Regions from separate parts of the Homo sapiens genome. Here region 1 is linked to region 2. A link is a contact called in ENCODE Hi-C data. All regions are on one chromosome and are shown on one strand. Each heading gives the region's core, a stretch centred on a gene start or an enhancer-like site at or near the end of the contact. The rest is flanking DNA. Distances are from core to core; before and after follow the strand shown. Region 1 holds the start of LRPAP1 (LDL receptor related protein associated protein 1). Region 2 holds the start of UVSSA (UV stimulated scaffold protein A).

Region 1 (3,454 bases), core at 551-3,050, 2.2 Mb after region 2:
GACTGAAACTGGTCAGGCGAGCACCCAGCACCGGGGGACAGTGCAGGGGCAGCCCGAGGGTAGCTGGACCAGTGCAGGGGCAGCCTGAGGGCAGGTGTATTGCTGCAGGAGGCCTGGGCTGACAAAGACAGAGGACCAGCTGGAGGTGGCTGGAGGTAAGGTGGAGCGCACCAGGGCGGCCCTGCAGAGCAGGTGGAAGACTTGGGCCAGCACCCAAAAGGGAGCCGCTGGGGTTCCTGGGTCCGAGTGCACTTCCTCAGCGCCACCTCCAATCGGTCAGGGAGTCTATTTCGGGCTCCCCATTCCTCATGGGGAGGGGGGACTCCACCCACTCAACAGATGCCCAGTGCAGTGGGCACGGGGAGGCAGCACTGCATCCCGGCTGCTCCTGGTCACACCTGTTCCCTGCTGCTGGGAGGCCATCAACACATCCAAACCCAGCCGTGTCCCCAGCCCCTCCAGAATCCCTTCCTCCAAGAAGCCGCCCTGCCGCTCCAGCCCAGAGCGTTCTCCCACCTCCCACCTCCGCAGGCTGAACATTACGCCTGGGGCTTGACTGCTGGTCCCAGGAGCAGTTCAGGAAGGGCCTGTGGAGCTGATGCCCAGGCGTCAATCCCCATCCCCACGCAGTCTTATAACCGTCTGTCGTCTGTCTGTCCCCCACCTGTTTCTCCTCTCCCTTTTCGTTCCAAAAGTTCCTTCTTATTCTGCAAATCACTTACTTTCCCTCTCAAAGACTCAGGAATGCTTAAAACTGGACTATTGAGACAGAGATCTAATCTGACTCCTGCATTTGAGATGAGATAATGAGGCCCAGATGGTCGGCATAGTTCGAAAACACCCATTTCAGGTGTTTTCAGGAACACCTAACAAATGAAGCAACCGTATCTTAATGAAGAGAGCAGCTGGCCCAGGGTCACGCACCAATTAGGAAGCTGTTGTCCCGGGGGGCCCCACCGGCCGAGCCACCTTGGGGGTGCCCTTTCCCCTCGGGGCCTCCGTACCCTCATCTCTCAAATGAAGGAGAGGTCAGGTGAGCGCCCTGTTAAGACTGACTTTCAGCATTCCCAAGGTCGCGTTTTATGTGCTCTAAACCGATCCCATCTCCTCACCTCCTCATTTCTCGCTCAAATGAACAAGCACGGGCTTGCTACTGGGATTCCTTCTGTCCCTGGACACGTCTTTCTACCCAACATTTTGTTTTTCTTGTTTCCCCACATAGGGAGATAAGGTTGAGGGAACAGGCAAAGGCTCGGGAGGCAGGAGACCTGTGATCTAGCCTGGTTCTGTCCCTACGCTCGGGTCAGCAGGCCGCCCAGGCTGGGGAGGGCGACACTGACCCTCGGGGTGCCGGCCGCCACCTGCTTCACACGGCGTCGTCGCCGGCACGGGTACCTTTCCTGCTGCAGAAGGGGTCGGGGCGCCCCACCTGACACTTGGGGGAGGCTGTGCCAAGGACAGGGCGCGTAGGGCACAGGTGCCCCGGCTGCGCCCCCCTCCGCCTCCGACCCCTGGGCCCCGCTCCAACGACCCCAACCACGGCCCCCGCCCCCAGGCCCCGCTCCACCGACCGCGGGCCGCGCTCACTCGCTGGGCCTTCTCCCACAGCTGGTTCAACTTCTCCATGCGGAACTCCTCTCCGGACTCGCGTTTCGGGGACGGCTTGGGCTGGTTCTTCTCCCGCGAGTACTTGCCGCCGTGGCTCGCAGCGGGCCAGGGCCCGAGGAAGAGCAGCAGCAGTAGCAGCGCCGGGAGCCCGCGCAGAAACGACCTGACCCTCCGCGGCGCCATCTTCCTCTGCGACTGGCGCTGCGCGGAGAAAACCTAGCCTGCCGATGCCCCGCCCACTACCCCGCCCCCACCCACCGCGCGGTCTCCTGGGAATTGTAGTTCCTCCGTGAGCGGCCGGCAGCGGCGAGGCCGCCGGCGGACTCCAGCGCCTAGGAAGCCCTGCGCAGGCGCAAGCGTTTCCCAGGCAACCACGCCGCGGCCCGAGGCTGCAGACTCTGGCAGGGGATACAACTGGAGAATGAGGGTGGCCGGGTGGGAGCAGGGATCAGGCCTCACCCAGAGCCCGGAGCCTGGAGCCCGCACGACTCGAGGCCTCTTTCCCTCTCTGCCCCACAGAAAGAGCGGAAAGCCCAAGAACCGGGCCGCGTTTGGCTGAGCCTGATAATGCTCCGGCTTCACGCGCACTGACGCCGACTCTTGCATGTCCAGTGCCGTTGCGGGGTTGGCACTGCGGCCCGGGCCTGGCGCTGAGGAGCCTGGCCCAGCCCGCTTCTGCCCTCCGCGGAGCGCCTGGCCGTGGGTAAGCCCAGGCCAGGTTGTCCCGGGGACGCAGGGCCGCGCAGACGTCCCCCTACGTCCCGGGGCCCCTGCCCCAACCCGCGTCCCAAGCGCCTGCTCTCGCGCCTGCTGCAAGGCAGGACTTCGCGCGCTTTTCCCCAACCCATGACACTCTAGGAAATTCACAGAGCCAAAGTTAGCATAGACCGCTCGTTGGGGGCTTGGCCAGTGAGTTGGGAAGTGCCCTGGAGGTAGCGCGGGAAACAAGGGGAAGGAGGGAGACAGACAGCAGCTGGGCCCCTTTGGGCTCAGAGAAGGGACAAGGGGAGCTCATCTGGCAAGAATGATCTGAAAAGGCCTCCAAGGGTGGGCGGGATTTTGCGGGGGGAGGGAGGAATTTCCAACTGGAGGGACAATGACAAAGGGGGTGAATAGAGCCTGGGCATCTTGAGAGGAATTAATGTTAATTCATTTCCTTTTTTTGCGTGGGGGGATAGGGTCTCTGTCATCGAGGCTGGAGTGCAGTGGCATGATCATGGCTCACTGCAGCCTCGACCTCCTGGGCTAAAGCGATCCTCCTGCCTCAGCCTCCCAAGTAGCTGGAACTATAGGTGCGTGTCACCACGCCCAGCTAATTTTTGAAATTTTTTGGTAGAAATTAGGTCTCCCTATGTTGTCCAGGCTGTTCTCCAACTCCTGGGCTCAAGCAACCCTCCCGTCTTGGTCCCCCAAAGTGCTGGGATTACAGGCGTGGGCCACTGGGCCTACCCTAATTTACATTTAAATTGTATCTTGTGTTGTTCCAGAGAAGATTTCAGGTCCCTGGAATCAAGGTGATCTGCTTCTGTCCTGTGCTGCTTTTCTAGTATTTTCAGAGCCATCGTTTCATTTCTTTTTTTCCAGCTGTTGAGTTGTTTCAGGCAAGAGGGTAAATTCAGTCTGTTACTGCATCTTAGCTGGAAGCACAAGTTCCCAATATGGGATGTATGGGGGAGAGGAGGTAAAGGAATCCCCCAGGAGGGTGGTGGAGGGAGAATGACCTCATGCGAAGTGACTCCAGAGACAGATCAAATGCTGTCATTGCCATCATTGCATGTTTTTAAGCCTCAGGACAGAATGGCCAGGTGAGCCTGGCCTAGATTCTCACCTGTGCCTGCCTTCCCCT
Region 2 (2,973 bases), core at 1-2,500:
CAGGGCAAGGGGCGCTGAGGGAGGGTCTGGCTGCAGCTTGCTCAGTGAAGCAAGAGGCAGGGTGAGGAAGGGGTGAGGCGGAGGAGCGGCTCGGGGCTGGCTGCAAGCTAGGAGCTGGGAGCCACTGACGCCCAGGGACAGAAGCTGGTGCTGCAGAGAGGGGCGGCGCAGGGAGTCCCTCTTCTTTTCCTTTTTAAAATAATTGCTTTACTGAGATATAACTCACACATCCTGAAACCCACCCTGTAAAAACACGATTAACAGAGTTGTGAGCTACCACCACCGTAATGCAAGGGCACGCCCATCCCCCCGAAAAAGAAACCCCGGCCCGCCGCCGGCGGCCCCCGCCCTGCACCCAGCCCCGGGAGCCCAGTCGGGCGTCTGCTCTGCGTGGCCTGTGCCGGGCGCCCCGCGAGTGGGGTCCACACCACGCTCCTCCGAAGCCACGGTTTCCCAAGCGCGGTCTCCAGGTCCGTCCGTCCGCAGCCGACCTCGCACTCCCCTGCGTTCGAGGCTGCGGACTTCGGCGGCAGGACGGACGGCGCCTCTGCTTCTCATTCCGCCCAGGGCCAGCCCGGGCCCAGGGGTACCTGCTGTGCGTCTGGCGCCGAGGTGGGCCCCGAAGACCCCCAAGCCCGCCCAGGGATTCCCTTCCCGAGGCCGGAGCGGGGAGGCGCCGCGGGGTTCAGGGCGCCCTGCGCGGGGCGAGCTCGGGGGCGGGGGCCCGCGCCCGCCCGTCTGGGCGGTCCTCACCGGCCCTCTGCAGGTGAAGGGACCTGGCTGCGAGCCCGCGGGCGGGCGTGGCGTTGAGGCCCAGACCGGAACTTCCTTTCGGCCTCAGTTTCCCGGCCGGCCCCGCCCCCGGCGCCCGTACATGCGGCCCCTTTAAGGACTTTCTGCGCCCTCCCGCCTCTTTTTTCTCGTGCGTCCCCCTCCCCACCCCCGGCAGCCTGCCTCGCCCTCGCCGGGAGCGCGCCTACGTCACCGCGCAGACCTCGGCCGCGTCTTTGCGCCTGCGCCTCCTGGGCTGGGGTGAGCCATTGGCTGTCGAGCTCAGGGCACGTGCTAGGGGGCGGGGCCTTGACCGGAAAGGGTGGGGCAACGGCGAGAAAGGCCGCGTCGAGCGGTAGGTGCAGTCGTCGCTGTGGTGACCCCAGGTCCTGATGCGTCCGGCCCAGGGCCAGCCAATGGCGGTAGAGGTCTTGGGCACCTGACAAGAGGGGCGGTCCCCCCGCCGGAAGGGGCGGGGCGAGGCGAGCGGCCGCGTCAGCGGTAGGTGGGGCTGTGGTTACGCTGCCGGGCGGGGGTCGCGCCGGTTCGGTCCCCGGGGCTCTGCGGGCGCCGGGCAGAGACCTGCGGCCAGGGCGTGTCCCGTGTGCCCGAGAGCGCCGGCGGCGGGGCCGGAGGGCGGGCCCTGGGCCGAGTGACAGGCCGCAGCCCCCCGAGCACCGTCGAAGCCGGCGCGCCCGCCCGGTGCAGCCGCTGTGCGAGAGCGACCCCGCGGTCCAAGCCTCGCGTGGCCCTGCCGGGCCCCTTCTTTCCCCGAGTAGGGCGCAGCTTCCCAGCCTCCGCCCCGGCCTCGCCTGGCGCTTCCTTCCGGGTCCTTCGGCCTTTCCCTGGCGGTGCGGCAGGCCCTCGCCTCATCCCACCAGGCACGCCGCGGTGCTCGGCCCTGGGTATCCGGGCAGGCTGCCTCCGTTAGGGCCGCCCCTGCTCTCCGGACGCGACTTTTCATTGGTCTCAGAATTTCTTGGCTCCTCTTGGCCTCTGCAGCCTTGCTGGAGGCTGCCCTGCGGAATCTGAGTGAATAAGGGAAACAGCAACAGTCACGTTGGGGAAAAGCTGATTCGGACAGCGCCACTGGTTCCTTTAACGCACGACCCTCAATGCAGCGTCCCACACACGGGATTGTAGAGGTCCCGAGTTTAAGGTTCACTTTTAAAACTGCAATCACCGCCGTAAAGGCCTTGCTGGACACACATATTTCCCAGAGAGGCACCCACAGATGGACCCCAGCCTCAGGGTCCTCCCGGAGCTTTCGGTTTATAGTGGAACCCAGTAAACACGTTAATAACACCGAGAGCTATAAAATACAGATGGTGATATAGCATCTCTGCCTTACTTATTTCTAGATATGGATCAGAAACTTTCGAAGTTGGTAGAAGAGCTCACAACTTCAGGAGAACCCCGACTAAATCCTGAGAAAATGAAGGAACTGAAGAAAATTTGCAAGTATGTCTTAGGGTTCAGTAACAGTAACTGACTGGCCCACTGAGCCCAGGACACACACAGGGCCCTGCCCTCCTGCCCCCACCTGGGAGAGAACCACCCGAGGGACACACCCAGGACATTTTCTCGGGGCCCTGCAGTACCCGGCTCTGACGGGTGGTCATGTTCTGGGGTCGGGGCGTGTGGCGTTGGGGACCCCACTGCTCTGTGGTTGGTGCTTCTCTTCATTCCCATTTGTGTGGTCTGGAGCACATCCTGTAGGAGTTCTTGAGTGCACAAATGTGATTCAGAGAGAAACGTGCATCTTTTTCTTTGCTGCTGGACTTTTCGAAGGGAAAGAATAGAGCTTGCTGATGGGCGAGTTGGTCCATCGCCTTTAGGGTATGTCCACCTCTGTTCACTTCCTCCAAGGAAAACGCCGGAGGGGATCTCTGCCGTCACCCTCAGGCAGCCAGAGATTCATGGGGGAAGCAAAACTTCCCCTCGGAGGGTGGAGCATAAGTCGAGGACACTGATTATTCTGTATCCTGTGTTTGTAAAATGGCAGTTTATAGATTGTTTATACAGTGATGGAGTGTTGACATTTTGATAGAAAATTTCAGGTCAGGTTTTGTGGCCTGCGCCAGGAAATCGAATTCGCAATGGTTTATGTGGGGTCAGGAGCTGGGAATAGGAGCATTCAGGAGGGGCTGGGAGATGTCCCGAGCTCTAGGCCTTCCTTCCTTCCTGCAGCAGGAGGCACCC

What was found. Hi-C counts contacts between places; a loop is a spot of excess contacts on that map. Pooled maps may share reads with other maps.
Region 1: a loop to region 2 is called in a map of B cell, with 23 times the contacts of the local background. The contact joins the promoter of LRPAP1 here to the promoter of UVSSA in region 2. A Hi-C loop is called at or near these places in 1 of 168 maps with a recorded cell type or tissue (B cell), 2 of 37 single-sample maps with no recorded cell type and 11 of 50 pooled maps.

The regions. Positions count from the first base shown.
Region 1 is chr4:3,530,622-3,534,075 of GRCh38, forward strand. LRPAP1 (LDL receptor related protein associated protein 1) reads right to left here and starts at 1,801. Exons shown (of 8, transcript NM_002337.4): 1 at 1,588-1,801. The coding sequence starts at 1,791. RefSeq lists silencers at 1,291-1,540, 1,981-2,040 and an enhancer at 1,581-1,790.
Region 2 is chr4:1,345,958-1,348,930 of GRCh38, forward strand. UVSSA (UV stimulated scaffold protein A) reads left to right here and starts at 1,251. Exons shown (of 14, transcript NM_020894.4): 1 at 1,251-1,803; 2 at 2,133-2,232. The coding sequence starts at 2,135. RefSeq lists enhancers at 1-14, 1,860-1,939 and silencers at 310-399, 620-949, 1,190-1,629.